2 separate regions of the Homo sapiens genome follow, and region 2 is linked to region 1. The links are chromatin loops, found by intact Hi-C in ENCODE. Cell type or tissue: IMR-90. All regions are shown on one strand.

Region 1 (8,000 bases):
AGTACTGATGCCCAAGCCTTACCCCCAGGAGTCTCTGAAGTAATTGATCACCCTGGAGTGGAGCCCAAACATCAGTATGTTTGTAATGCCCAGTTATCCTAATGTGTGACCAGGCTTGAAAACCACTGGCTTTGGGACTGAGTCTGTTTTGAGAGCAACTTGGTTTATACTTAGCTTTAGAAGGATAATGGGGCGGCCAACCTGCTCCCTGTTCCTGTTGTCTGGGAATGCCCAACCCTCAGCCATGTGCTAAGATTGTAGAAACACAATTTAGCAAACTTAACCCATGGTATGAGAGAAAATTACTCTCTTACCATGGGCATTAGATGTAGTGTTGTCTAAGGTGATAATCTATTCTTAAACTAAGAATAGATCTAAGACAGGATCTTAGTGCTAAGGTCTGTGACAGGAAAATGAGCCCATGGAGAGGCTTTTGGGAGAGGTGGGTGGTCTTATGAAAAAAACCATGGGCTTGGGGCACGTCACAGAGCTAAGCTATTACTAGCTGTGAAATCCTAAGTAAATAATCTGTTCTAGCACTCAGGGTTTGGTTTTCTTTCTTCCTTTTTTAAAATGAGAATAGTAACTGCCTTCCATGGTTGTGGTGAGGATTTTAAAGGAAATATAAATGGGAATATGCATATGCAGTACCCATGTGCCATTGCACAGTACACAATGCCCAGAATGTTGTAGGTATTTGATATACAGCCATCATTGTTACACAGCACAGGAAGACAAAAGGTCATCATTGCTGCCTCGTGATAGCGCCCTCCCTGGTGGATCTTCTTATTACAATATAGAAAAGTCACATAATTCCCCACAGGATGGGTTTTATTACATGAAAGATCTCACCACACAATGAAGAGATTAACTTAATGAATTTATTTGTGAATATTTGGCAGAGAATACACCACTTTGATTCACAAAAGACCAGTTATTTAAAATCTGCATTTGTGAAAATATATATATTATGTATATATTATATATATTTTTATATATATATTTTATATACATATATTTCTATTCTGCTACCTGAGGAAGCCACTTTGCTGAAACTATGTGCCATTTTAAGCAAAGGAAAAATGGCTAGCCCACATTCTAAACCATTTAGGCAATGCAAAAATATAGTGGTTCATTCACTCACTTTGGTTTTGTTTTTGTTTTTAAGACGGAGTCTTGATCTGTTGCCCAAGCTGGAGTGCAGTGGCACAATCTCGGCTCACTGCAACCTCTCAGGTTTAAGTGATTCTCCTGCCTCAGACTCTGTAGTAGCCGGGATTACAGGTATGCAACATCACACCCAGATAATTTTTTGTATTTTTAGTAGAGATGGGGTTTCACCAGGTTGGCCAGGATGGTCTCAAACTCCTGACCGCGGTGATCCAAACACCTCAGCCTCACAAAGTACTGGGATTACAGACATGAGCCACCCTGCCCAGCCCATTCAATCACTTTGAGTAACACCTAACCTCAAGTACAAAGAGTGCTGGAAATCCCAGTGGGAAGTATGCCTTAGATAACCAACCAAGACGGAAGGAGTTCCAGTCCCTGAATTTTAATCTTGAAATCATTAGAAAACTGTCAAGGACACTTCTCATTCTTAAGACACGTTGCGTTTATTATGCCGAGTCATGGTAATTATTTGAGTCACTCATTGGAAGCCATTCCTGAGCCAGTGATTCCCTGGATTTTTTGGAGCTTCTTTGTGCCTTATTCCATAAATAACTCAATCCTGCCTATCAGCTTCCTGAGGATAGGTATGCAGTATATGCATCCCCAGAACTTAATCACAGTATTAACTGGTGGTGAGAAATATTTAATGAGTGAATAAACTACTCTACTTCACATTCAGTAACCTTCATAAATCTTCCATTTACTAAAGAATAAATGAATCACTTTGAATATACACAAGCTGGAAATGATGATTGGGATCTACAGATCCGAATATTTCTCTCTTTCTTCAGCGGTGTCTTGATATTTAGATTTTGCTGCCCATGTTTGCTTGAGAAGAATGTCAACAAGTTCCTTTCCTCTCAAGCTTTCAAGTTTGAGTCCTTGTTTTACACAAATGCTAAAATCTTAGCTCATTTCTACTGGTCTCATGATAATATGGGGAGGCACTGAGACATATTTTTTGAGCCTTCTTTCCCTGAACAAATAGGTGAAAGGGGAGGAGCAATTTAAATGAGGCTGGAAAAATCGGCTCTTTTTCAAACGATGGCTTCCTATCAAATGCCCTGTGACTTCATGATTTAATGCTAAGGATATAAAAATAGACTAAAAATGAACTCCCTCAAGGTGATGATCATCTTTAATTTTCTCATTTATAATGTGGTTATAAATTTTCTCATCATTAATGTGTTTCTTCGTTTTCATTTTGTTTGTCTTGGCATGATTCTAGTTGTTTCAATGGAGAATCATATTTTGGAGATAACGCAAGCTAAGTCTTTTGCTGTATTTTTCTTAACAACGTGTGCATTTTCCCACTTGTGCATGAGAAGATGGGAAATGTAAGGCTATTCAGAAGCTCCTATGTCCTTTGTTCACACTAACAGTGGCCAATTTCAGAAGAAGCCTATAAAGATACATTTCTTCAAGGTGATAGAGCTCCTGCATAACAAAGCTGGATCAAGTGGGATAGGCTTCAATCCAGTCCACAGTAAGTGACAACTGCCATCCTTCAATCAACTCAGGTAAAAGACAGTTGCAGAGAGAACACTTACCAGAGTCTTCACTTAAAAGATAGTGCAGGATCCCTCCCACACCCCAACAATGTGCTTGATATTGGTACATGGAGCTTGATCTCACTCCCAGGCAGAATACAAGTGTGAAAGAAAAGTGGTTACAGTGAGGACTATTTAGAATCAGTCTTTAACCATTGGCAATGACCTTCAGAGAAAAGAGCACAGGCCTGCCCCCTGCTAACTTTGGGTAAGCTATTCATCTCTTTGTGCCTTAGTTTCCTAATCTGTGAAATAGAAATAATAGTACCTCCCTTAGAGGGTTATTGTGAGGATTCAATGACATAATACATGTTAAGGACCTAATGTTGTCCTGATATTTGTAGATATGCAATAAATGTTAAAATATCTGTGGTTGGGCCCGGCGCGGTGGCTCATGCCTGTAATCTCAGCACTTTGGGAGGCTGAGGCAGGCAGATCACGAGGTCAGGAGATCGAGACCATCCTGGCTAACACAGTGAAACCCCGTCTCCACTAAAAATACAAAAAATTAGCCGGGTGTGGTGGCGGGCGACTGTAGTCCCAGCTACTCGGGAAGCTGAGGCAGGAGAATGGCGTGAACCTGGGAGGCGGAGCTTGCAGTGAGCCGAGATGGCGCCACTGCACTCCAGCCTGGGCGACAGAGCAAGACTGTGTCTCAAAAAAAAAAAAATCTTTAATATAAAATCATTTAAGCATACAGAAATGTATAAATAATGATATAATAAATACCCATACTCTCAATAAAGTTTAATAAAATCTTAATAATTTTTACATTTGCTTAAACATTTTTTGAAAGAAATTAACACAGATAGAATTAAGTTACCCGGCAGATCCTCTCTATGATACTTCACTCTCTTCCCTCTGGAAAAGCCATCCTCCAGAATTTGGTATTTATCATTGCTGCGCATTTATGTATGAAATTATTGCATTTGTATCCACAAAATATCTAATATTTCTGCATGTTTTGAAACAATATAAATTGTATTAGAAAGCATATATCTTGTTGCAACTTGCTTTACTTGCTCGACATTATGCTCAGCATTGTTTGTAATAGCAAAAAGTGGAAGACAACCATTAATAGGAGAATGATTATATGTCTTTTGGAATATTTGCATTATAAAATACTACACAAATGTTAAAGTGGATGAAGGTTTTCAAATAACTAGCTTTATATTTTGCATAGAATTTCTTTTACTATGCATTAGCAAACCTAATGTATGGCAAAAGTTTTTTTATGAAAAAACTTTTAATGAAAGTCTGTCTGTGGGTGCCATCTCTTAAAAACAAGATAGACCTGGATTTTTTCTTTCTTATCTAATCAAATAATCTCTATATTTTAAAAGCAAGTTGAAGCCACTTGCAATTATTGTTATTCCTGATATTTTTGGACTTATTTCTACTGTTTAATTTTGTTTTGTGTTTATCATTCTTTATTCTTTGCTTCTCTGTCTTCCTTTAGCCTTCTATTAAGTTGATACATTCTCTTCGTTTATTGTTGTTCATTTGTTGATTTAGGTGCCTGCTGATATGGTTTGGATCTGTGTCTCATCCCACATCTCATGTCCAGTTGTAAACTCCAATGTTGGAGGTAGGGCCTGGTGGGAGGTGATTTGATCATGGGGGTAGATTTCCCCCTGGTACTGTTCTCATGATATTGAGTGATTCCTCATGAGATCTGGTCATTTAAAAGTGTGCGGCACCTCCTCCTGTTTCCTGCTGCTCTGGCAATATGAAGTGCTGGCTCCCCCTTCACCTTCTGCCATGACTCTAAGTTTCCTGAGGCCTCCCCAGAAGAAGCCACTATGCTTCCTGTACAGCCTGAAGAACTGTGGGCCAATTAAACCTCTTTTCTTTATAAATTACTCAGTCTCAGGTAGTTCTTTATAGCAATGCAAGAAAAGACTAATACACTTGGCTTAGTCAGCTTGGGCTGCTATAACAAAGTACTGTGACTGAGTGGGTTACAAACAACAGAAATTTATTTCTTGCAGTTCTAGAGGCTGGAAGTCCAAGATGAGGTTTCCAGCACAGTTGGCTTCCAGGGAGGGCCCTCTTCCTCTTCCAGGTTGCAGACTGCTGACTTCTTGTTGTGCCCTCTTATGGTAAAAACAGACCAAGCTAGCTCTCTGGGGTCTCTTTCATAAGGTCGTTAATCCCATTTGTGAGGGCTCCATCCTCATGACCTGATTACCTCCCAAAGGCTCCACCTCCAAACATCATCACATTGTGTGGGGGTTCAGTCAGGATGGTGGGAAAAATTGTAAAATAAACCTTCTTGAAAGGCCAGAAGGTTTTAGCAAAAGCCTCAGGATAGAGTTATGGCTGAAGGCAGCCTAATCCTCTTTGAGCTATAGCAAGGGTAATTAACATTGGAATGTAGAGGAGTCTATCTAAATAGCTTGTTTAATCATGTGGTCCTAAGACTAACCTTTGCCATCAGCAGGTGCATGACTGCTTTCTACTTGGGGGGTTGGCAATGGTAATTACCTTCTAGTGGTGTTTACTTGAGACTTTTGTCATTTAATGTGTGCTGAATAAATGCTAAGAAGGCCAGTGAGTCGGGCCAGGCTGCGGTTGCCACTGTTTACAGCACTCTCCTTGGGGTCTGTAAGCGGCCCAGACTCTCAGCTGGACTGACAAGCATAATATCTGTGTCAGTGTATGTTATTCATCTGTTGTTGGATCAAGGTCTGTGGGACGGACCGCTGCAACATTGGGGATTGGATTTTAACATATGAATTTGGTGGGAACACAAATATTCAGTGAATAACAATGCTATTATGTTTCCATTATTTTACTGATGATCCTTTGTGTTAAAAAGTTACAAAAATTACGTAGTTCTGACCAAAGACAAGATAGATCTTAGCACTCCTTAGGTCCATATTGAAACATCCCGCCTTCCATCTATAGCTTCTCTTTCCTATTTTAACACAAAAGTCGGATGTTATTTTATGGTCACTAGTCACTCAAATTTACCAACATGTTTTAATTACTGATGTGCTCACCCCTAATTCCTGTGTCTCATACATTCCTTGTGGGTTCACTTTTCTTCTTGTTGACATACTTCCCTTAACACTTTTTTTTTTGAATGGAGTGGCCCAGGCTGTGGCCCAGGCTGGAGTTCAATGGTACAATCTCAGCTCACTCCAACCTCCGCCTCCCAGGTTCAAGCAATTCTCCTGCCTCAACTTCCTGAGTAGCCGGGACCACAGGCACGTGCCACCACGCCTGGCTAATTTTTGTATTTTTAGTAGAGATGGGGTTTTGTCACGTTGGCTAGGCTGGTCTTGAACTCCTGACCTCAGGTGATCTGCCCACCTCAGCCTCCCAAAGTGCTGAGATTATAGGTGTGAGCCATCGTGCCTGGCCTTAACACTTTTTTTAATGAAAGTCTGTCTGTGGGTGGTAAATTATCATTGTATACCTGAAAATGTTTTAATGTGCCTTCACTCATAAGCAATAATTTAGCTATTTTAACTATTACATATTGCTCTATTTTCCCTTAGCATATGGAAGATATTTTCTTCATTGTCTTCTGGCTTCTACTGTTACCAATGCAAATTTTGCTGTCAGTTGATTACTTGCAACTTCCCTGCACATAATCAGCTTCTCATAGCATTTAAGGTTTCCTCACCCTTGATGTAGCTTTAGGCAATGTCATTCAATGTCTTTAGGTATGAATTTGTTTTTGTTTAGTTATGGCACTGGAGATGTACTTTCCATCTAAGAATTTGAGTCTTTCTTTACTTCTGGGAAATTATTACCTCTTTGTTGAAATATTGCTTTCCCACAACTTTCTCCATATCCTGCTAAAATTTCTGAGAGAAGTAGTTTATGGCAATTTGTCTATCTTCCATGCTTTTAAATTTTTTATTGAGATATAATTCACAAACCATAAATTTTGCCCTTTTGAGGTATATATTTTGAGGGTTTTTTCCTATATTCATAATGTTTCACAACCATCACCACTGTTTAATTCCAGAATATTTTCATCACCCCTAAAAACAACCTCATATCCATGAGAAGTCACTCTCCACTCTCTTTTCTCCCCAGCCCGTGACAACCACTAATGTACTTTCTGTCTCTATGGATTAGCCCATTCTGGGTATTTTATGTAAATGGAATAATACAATATGTGACCTTTTGTGTCTGGCTTCTTTTACTTAGCAAAACGTTCTCTAGGTTCATCCATGTTGTAAAATGTATGAGTACTTCATTTAAGTCACTCTATGATTAACTTTTTGAAAAACAGCCAAACTGTGTTCTAAAGTGGCTGCACCATTTTACATTCCCACCAGCAACATGTGAGGGTGCTAATTTCACCACATCTTCACCATCACTTGTTATTTCATTTGTTTTATTATTATTATAGCATCCTAGTGCATGTGAAGTGGTATATCACTGTGGTTTTGATTTGTATTTCCTTAATGACTAATAATGTTGAATATCTTTTTCATATGTCATTTGTATATCTTCTTTGGAGAAATGTTTGTTCAAATCCTTGCCACTTTTTAATTGGGTCGTCTTTTTATTGTTGAGTTGTAAGGATTCTTTACATATTCTGGATACAAGATCCTCATCAGATATGTGATTCTCAAATATTTTCTCTCTGTGGATTGTCTTTCCACGTTCTTGATAGTGGTTTCCAAAGCACAAAAGTTTTTTATTTTAATGAAGCCCAATTACCTAATTTTTTCTTGGTTGTTTGCACGTTGTTATGTTTAAGAAACCACTGCCAAATCCAAGGTCATGAAGATTTACCTCTATGTTTTCTTCTTTTTTATTTTATTTTTTTTCTTTTCTGAGACGGAGTCTCGCTCTGTTGCCCAGGCTGGGGTGCAGTGACATGATCTTGGCTCACTGCAACCTCCACCTCCTTGGTTCAAGTGTTTCTCCTGCCTCAGCCTCCCAAGTAGTGGGATTACAGGCACCCATCACCATGCCCGGCTAATTTTTGTATTTTAGTAGAGATGGGGTTTCACTATGTAGGTCAAGTTGGTCTTGAACTCCTGACCTCAAATGATCCACCCGCCTTGGCCTCCAAAAGTGCATGAGCCACCAAGCCCAGCCGTTTCCTTCTAAGATTTTTATGGTTCATGATCTTTCATTTTTTTGATATGGTTCCCTCTCCATGCTATATTTGGTGTAAAGTCTTCAGGACTATCCTCCAACATTAATTAACTTTTCCACTGTGTTCTACCTTGAACTTATACTATCAACTGATAGTTTTCTCTTTTTTAAAATTGCAATGACTATATGTTTGCTTCCTTTTTTTAA
Region 2 (8,000 bases), 84 kb after region 1:
TCACAACGGATTCAGAGTTTTGTAAGGATTTAGATGATCTCTGCCTGCAGGGTTTGAAGTACCTTAACCTATATTTATAGCTACGATGATTTATTGGCTTGCTATATATGAGACAAAGTGTGCTAAGCATTTTAAAATGATTATGTCATTTATCATAATCTATCCCAACTGCAGAATAAATGTTACTATCTATTTTCAAGAAATTAAAATTTTAAAGATGTAAAGATATTGAGTCACTTCCCGAATGTCATACAGCTAGTAAGTGACTGAGTCCATATTCAAAACACAGGTATGTGCCTAAATCCAAACACACAATTTCTGTCATTCATGCAACAGAATTAAGTGTACATAATTTTTTTAAGTGTCCAATAATTTCCTTAGAAAATGTCAAAAGATTGATAAGAAGTCCAAATCAAATATAGGGTGAAAAACACATGTTATTAAATAAAAGATAAAATTCAGATTTAAGGAATTCAGATAAAAGCAACACAAGTTTCCTAAGGTTAAAAAAAAAAGCAAATATATCCAAAGTGTCCTCAGTTGAACACTGTTAGAAGTGATTTTTCAAACTTTCTTCTTTGAGAATTTTTAGGACAATATTGAATTATTTGACTCAAACTGGTTTCACTTCCCAATTCATCAATAAAAAGCAATGTAAAGATGGCAAAATAAAGTAGTTGGAACTTAATCATAACATTCCATAGCCTTTATTTATAAATATTTGAATATCTGTATAAAGAAAAAAGAGAAATAAGACATACATACATACACAAAGAGAGGGTGAGAGTGAGAGAAAGAAAGAGAGAGAAAGCAACACGAATCAACATTTTAAGCAAGGTGTTCTTTTCTCAAAAACAGCATACTTCATCCAACTTCAAAGTTCCTTCCCTGGCCTACAAATCTCTCTCTTTTCTCATCCTTACCTCCAGTCATCCTTTGAGAGGTTAATCAAAATATTCATTTCCTCGTCATCTTGCAGAAGGCGATAAGCTGCACTTAAATGGTGATTCTCCAGTACAGATCTGTCATTATACAGAATAGCTGGATCAGACCTGAACAGAAAGCCAAGCAAAATTCAGAATGTTAAACAGTTGTGATTTACTTGGGTAATTCTAACAGGCTAGAACGCACCACCACTTTTTTCCATGTTTAGAAATTATCTTTGTCCCCATGCCAGTTATATGAACCAAAAGCTCAACTAACACTACAAATCATCAATAGATGAATGTAGGGTATGTTATATCAGTACATGTGTGGGCAGGAAATATGTGACATCCAGCCTGAGAACTCTCTCAAAACTGTTTTACAACCAGATCTCAATTACCTATATTAGTTGCAAAGGTGTTTTTTTAAAAATATGGGTCATGTCAAACTTCTTTATATTTTCTGGAATGACATTTATTTTTATTTTTATTTTATTCAATGAATGCACTGGTTTATTTATTTTAGTTGTAATTTTCAGAACACATATCACCTGGTGGGTACTATCTGTAAGCTGCCTCTGATAGTGGCTTGATCTCAACATTTTTCCATGCAAAAGCCACATGTGGAAAATTGAGAATAAAGAATATAAAGATTATAATGTCAGTTTTTAGTTCCTATCTCAAAGACCATACTATAGCTGAATGTCACTAAACACACGACTGTATAATATTTTAAGATCTTAAATTTAATGAAAGCTTAGATTATTTGTTTCTCACCAAGGAAGCTGAGTTTCAGAGACTTAAAAAAACTTGTTAGAGCCCTTTGGTGGCCAAGTGGCAGGGCTGGGATGAAGGCAAGATCTTCTGACAGTTGGGCCAGTGCTTCCCCAAGATAACTTCCACCTGCCATTGGCCAAACTTTGGGCTGTATCTATCATACCTTGAAACTGTTAGGCTTAAAATTTTATTCATCAAAGGATTAAGGGCCTGGTCACAGACTTTGTTTTCTGAACAGGGATCACACAGGCTGAGAGGCTTTGGATAAAGTTCTGTTGAACAGGGCCAATGTTTAAATTTCATTCCAAACCAAGCTTAACTGAACACATTGGAATTTTCCCACTCCTATGGAGATAACGCAGAACATTCAAATCCCGAGGTGAAAGATCTGCTGTTACATCTGTTGAGTAAGTTAGATACCAACTGATGTATATTTCGTGACACTTTTCCACCTCCTGTAATAAAGCCATTCTCCTCTGTGTTGGGACTGGTTTTGATCCTCGTCTCCAGGCAAGACCCACATATGTTCAACCCACCTCTCTTCCTTGGGCAGGTGATATTCACCATGGTCTCTGTCCTCAGAGCAAAGGTTCCACCCACAGACATACATTAAACAGTGCTACTCTATGGAATTCCCTGTATTAAAGGGAATTCTGTTCCCTTGGAACACAACCACAAAAAGCTGCTTTTCTGTGGCTGAGACTAAGTGAGGAGGCAAGAAGGTGGAACTGAAGCAAGTAGCTGAAGTTCTTTTGTCTGCTTCCATTCAATTAAAATTCTCCTTCTGAACAGAGATCAGACAATATTGTCTTCTTTTGTGTATACTGTAATCAAGTGTTGAGTTCATTAAATACATGTAGATTGATTTAATGAACACAAACCTATCTAGAGTGTGCACCTGCTTTTTCAAGTGAAATCAGCAAGTATTTATTTGGTGTTAAACTCTCATCCCTCCCTGCTACATTCTTTCTCTTTGACTTACCACCTTTCCCCATACCCTAGCTCCTTTTGATTACTATGTCAAGGATAATGAACTAACTCTACTGTCAGACTCTCTCCAGTTCCACATCATTGTCTTAAGAGAGGGCAAGTTCTTAGGCTAGGAGAGGGCAAGGAAAGTTTTATCCTAAGTAGAAATGACAATTGACTGGTGCTATTGCCTGGAATTCTGTGCTGAGAGGAATACTCAGAATAAACCCACAGTTTAGTAAGAAAAAGTACCAAAATCAACTAACAGTATCTGTTACAGGTCAGGAGGTTCCGAGTGGGGCACTTGGACCCATATTTAATGTCTCCGACGGGAGGTTTGTGATTACCTGTGCAGTCCATTAGGAAGGATGCACAGGTTGCTCACGGTGAAAGTAGCCTACAGGAGACAAACTTACTCCCGGGGCCCTGTGCCAGGGAGTGGTGCAAGCACTAAACAGAGCAGATACGAAATCAGAGAGGATGAGAAGAGATCTCATCAGAATCTCAGAGATCAGAGGGTAAGATTGGTCAATGTTGTTAATGTCAACAAAAACACTCTAATCCTCACTGTCCTTATTCTTTTCCTTTATGTGTCATCTGGGCCTTTACGTAAACTGCCCCATTTCCTGTTAGAAGTAGGTCAAGTATGTACAGAACATACATAAACAAATAGCGAACATTAGAATAGAGAAGAAAAAGATATCTATATGAGATCTGAACAAAATAGGAGAATTAGGAGCAGATGGCTTCTTAAACTCTAAGTCTTGATTGAAGCTGATCAGACTGATCTCTCATTTAGAGGTTCATTGTTTCAGAAATTCAAAATAGGAAACCTATGCAAAAGAAAGGTGACTAACACCTTTCTGATTTCTAAAACTGTCTCTCTGACCCCTCTTGCCTCTCTTCCAAACATTTAAACACCCTCACCGAGTCTGAATGTGGAAATTGTTGGTGGTTCCGGTATGCTCGTAGTCATGGATGGCAGCTGAGAAGATTATAGCAAAGATCTCCAGCTCCGTCAGCCAGTTCTGAAAGGAGATTACAGAGCAATCAGATAATCTGTTTCTTTCTCAAAGTCTTCAGCTTGCTGACAACACACCCACAGTGCTGCCTTTCTACCCTGCAGCTGGTAAGCTATTGCCAAACACAAGTTTTCTGAGAGACAGAAATAAGTTATTTTCCTGTGAAGAGACTTGGAGACTTGTGATTTGTTAACAATGTGTTCAGCAAGGTTGAATAAGCTAAGTAGTAGTTTTATCTTTTTCAAGAAATCAAAGAGAATGAACATGAAGACTTGAAAAGCCCTCATTGCATCCTCCCCCAACTTCCAAATAAAGTTCCTAGGTAGACACACACACACACACACACACACACACACACACACACATAAAAAAATTAGAAATTTGAATGCAATACCAAGAATGAAGAGTAATAGAAAACCTAACGTCTGATTATAGGAGGATATCCACTAGGAAGTGGGTAGAGACAGATGGAAAAATACTGGCTTTCTGCTCTATGCATGCTGATGATGTTTGAAAGGACTTCTCCCCATCCACACCATCAACATTGGCTGTGGGTCAGTGGTTCACAAAATGTGTTCCTTGGACATGCAGATGGTGTCAGCTGGGAGCTTGTTAGAAATGCTGGCAAATTCTTCAGCCCCACCCCAATCTCACTGGATCAGAAACGCTAGGTTGTGGCCCAGCAATCTGTGCTTTACCAAGCCATCTAGATAGTTCTGATGCACACTAGAGTTTGAAAACTACTGCTGTGTTTCAAGCTTCCTTAACTGACTTCCATTTAACGGACTCTGTGGATTTACTTCCTATCGCTTCTGTAAACCATCCTGCCCCATGCTCACACGACAGAATATGCCTGACTCAGGCCACCTTCTCATATCCTTTGCTCACTTTTGCTACTAGTTAAATTCATGCCTACATGATTCAGTATGATTTATTCTAAACCACATTTTAATAAATTGTATTTGTTATTATAATTATGTAATTAAATATGACACAAACCAATAAAATATGGACACAAAATTGGAGTTGTTATTTCTGTAGAACCTAAGTTTAATGCTTTGGACAGTCACTAAAAGAACTGCTATCAAAATATGTGTGACAACTGTGAAAGAGCAGAACACATTTATAGAAAAGTTAGAGAGCTTCTGCACTCAGTTTGCTTCATGCACATCTTTAAGTTCCCACTTAACTTTAAAGAGATGAGACTAGAAATCTTAGATAGGGGCAGGGTTGATGTAAGACAAATGTGAGTATCCAAACTGGTGAACTCATAAAAGCCCTGTGGTCTGAATTAAAGATCAGTGCATAAAATAGATTCATATGATTTAAGTTAACGCAAAATGAGTTAAAATGAACATTTAAGTGTTTCTAATTTCCCACTTAAGCCATATCTTTCAATTAACTACTAATTTTGGAGAATTATTGCCTTCTTTAAAAATTGGTAAGGGGAAAATAAACAAATGACATAGAACTTATGAAAAATACTTCAGAGTGAGCATAAACATAACTCATGAAAAAATAAACCACTATACTTTTGAAAATGATTCCTAACAGAATCCAGCATGAAATGTCAGGAAGCTTTCTGGCATCTTCAATAATATACCTCAAAAACACAAATTGAGGTACACGGAACAGAAAGTCAAAGAGAAAACAGACTAAGATGAAAATCAACAAAATGAGATGAAAAAAAGATGGGCAAGATAAGGAAAGATTGCAAGAAAAATCAAAGCTGCAAAACCCCTTGTAAAGGCAGCAAAGAGCCTCCTCATCAGCCTCTTCATTGTCTCGGGGGGCCCCCCATGTGGCAGGCACTATGCTAGGTGCTTTTATATAGAAACTTATATAACTCTCACAGCTCTGTAATCATAGGTACTGTTGCTATCCCCACTTGACAGATAAGGAAACAAGCCAGGGGTAGGTGCAGGACTCACTCAAGGTCACACAGCCAGTCATCTGACAAGCCACACACCACGCCTGCAGAATTCTCACTCATAATCTTACATTGTATTTTCTTTGGATCATTGTTCATGTGTTTATTCAATTTTGCATAAAATTATATAGGCATAAATTTATATTGCACATTTTTCTTGATATTATCCATACATATATTACATATGCAGTTTTTTTTCCATTTTGGCATTGTCTTTCTTTTCTTCCCCAATATTTTGTCCCCACCCATCTGTCCCTGGTTCCCTCTACCTCCTCTCCCACATATATCTCTTATTCTAAGGTCACGTAAAGTTAATTTCACTTTTTAAAATAAGATTATGAATGGGAGACAGTGTAACATCTCAACGAATCCTAGTCACAGAACATCAGCCCAGGCAGCAGAAAGCATCTAAATAACAGTATAATTACAGTTCTCACATTACAACCATAGTGATGCTTCCCTCCTTACCCAAATAATTGAACAAAATCCTATCTTAGATATAACCTACTTCTATTAAACCAAAAACAATGAATGGTTAAACAGGCATTCAACAACAACAACAATAAAAAACAAAACCATTGTCTTTAAAACTCATTTTACCACCTTAGTTTTTCAACAAACGCCATGCATGCTTAGAATCAGTTATGCTGCTTTGGGGATAAGAAGAAAGAAAAGTAGTATCTGGGAGAAACAGCTTCACAGAGGAGAGATGTTTAAGATGGGCCTTGAAAATTTGACAGAGAAAGAAATGAAGGTGGGCATTTTCAGAAGAATGAACTAAATGAGCAAGTCCCAGCAGCAAAAGCATGTCCACCTCAGGTAAGAAAATGATGCCCTTGACTGGAGCGGGAGAGAAGGCTGATTGAGGCCCTATGAGGTCAGGCATTAGAAAACACAGTGAGCGAGGAATGTAAACCAGATTCAGCAGGCAGTGAAGTTCACACGCAAGAGAGTCATGCCATCAGCTCCCCACTTCAGGAAGGATATTTGGACAGGAGGAGAGAAGGGAGATAAAAAGCAGGGTTTTTTTGTTTTCGTTTTGTTTTTGTTTTTGTTTTTTTTTAAACAGGGTCTCACTCTGTTGTCCGGGCTGGAGTATAGTGGTGCAATCTTGGCTCACTGCAACCTCTGCCCCCAGGGCTCAAGCAAACCTCCCACCTCAGCCTCCCAAGTAAGGGCTGGGACCATAGGCACCCACTGCCATGCCCAGCTATTTTTTTTTTTTTTTTTTTGTATTTTTAGTAGAGATGGGAGTCTCACCATGTCGCCCAGGCTGGTCTCTAACTTCTGAGCTCAAGCAATCCACCAATCTGGGCCTCCCAAAATTCTGGGATTATAGGCGTGAGCAACTGTGCCTGGCTAAAAGCTGTATTTTTAGATTGAAAAGTTCATATAGGATGTACAGACAGTGTGGAGGTAGAAGCCATATGACTTAGCAATTATCTGAATTTTGGAAGTGGTAGGAGGACCAGATGAGGTTGCAGTTAAGGAGAACAATATGTTAGATGACCTCAACACTCCTAGCCTCACTGAGTGGCTAATAAACCCCTCAGGTGATATTAGATAGCATCATTAACAGAAACAGAGAAAGTGGGAGAAGCTATTTTGGAGGAAATTGAACTTCCTATTTTAATATACCTCAGATTTCCTTGCCTCTTCCAAATTAACTACTGTGAACCCAGAAGGTTTTATGTCAACCCATAAGAAGTCAGAAATTAAAGTCCCACTGGTATTTTATTCCAGAATTACCAATTGGTGGCAAGGTACAAGTCACAGATGCTATCAGTATTTTCCTATCTACAAAATATGAGTGTCACAACTAGTTCATTTGAAAGGATGCTTTGACAAGTGGTAATTGGGGACCTTGAGTTTTGCTGTGTATGACTCAAGAAAGCAAGCCACTTGTTCCCGCATATAGGGGCAGATGAGGAGACATGGGGTACAACAGAGCAGAGGAAACCTGAAGGGAAAGGACATGGCCAATTTCTCATTGTTAGAGGAGATACTACAAGCAAGTTGTGACTTTTCTATGTGAATGATAGAGTTTCTTTAGTAATCTGTTAGTTTTCCATGCTACCTTAACAAATGCTCAGTCTTGGAGGCTTAAAGAACACTTCCGGGCCTGGCGAGGTGCCTCATGCTTATAATCCCAGCACTTTGGGAGGCCAAGGTGGGTGGATCACCTGAGGTCAGGAGTTCAAGACCAGACTGGCAAACATTGTGAAACCCCATCTCTACTGAAAATACAAAAATCAGCCGGGTGTGCTGGCGGGTGCCTGTAATCTCAGCTACTCAGGAGGCTGAGGCAGGAGAATCACTTGAACCCAGGAGGCGGAGGTTGCAGTGAGCTGAGATCACACCACTGCACTCCAGCCTGGG

Evidence for each region. Hi-C counts contacts between places; a loop is a spot of excess contacts. Peaks named below come from ENCODE experiments on the same cell type or tissue, not always from the same donor. Only the 100,000 strongest peaks of a DNase experiment are listed, where the experiment ranks them.
Region 2: it touches region 1 in a loop (2.5-fold over the local background); 2 of 110 quality-filtered maps call a loop at or near these places.

What each region holds. Positions count from the first base shown.
Region 1 is chr7:31,763,004-31,771,003 of GRCh38, forward strand. The region is part of intron 17 of PDE1C (phosphodiesterase 1C); the gene reads right to left. Among named protein-coding and RNA genes, the nearest start is that of PPP1R17, 80 kb to the left of the region's middle. RefSeq lists an enhancer at 4,667-5,601. In IMR-90, a CTCF peak has its summit at 781; no DNase peak of the experiment used is centred here.
Region 2 is chr7:31,847,045-31,855,044 of GRCh38, forward strand. PDE1C (phosphodiesterase 1C) reads right to left here. Exons shown (of 18, transcript NM_001191057.4): 8 at 3,597-3,697; 9 at 924-1,052. Among named protein-coding and RNA genes, the nearest start is that of PPP1R17, 160 kb to the left of the region's middle. In IMR-90, no CTCF peak of the experiment used is centred here; a DNase peak (open chromatin) is centred at 3,227.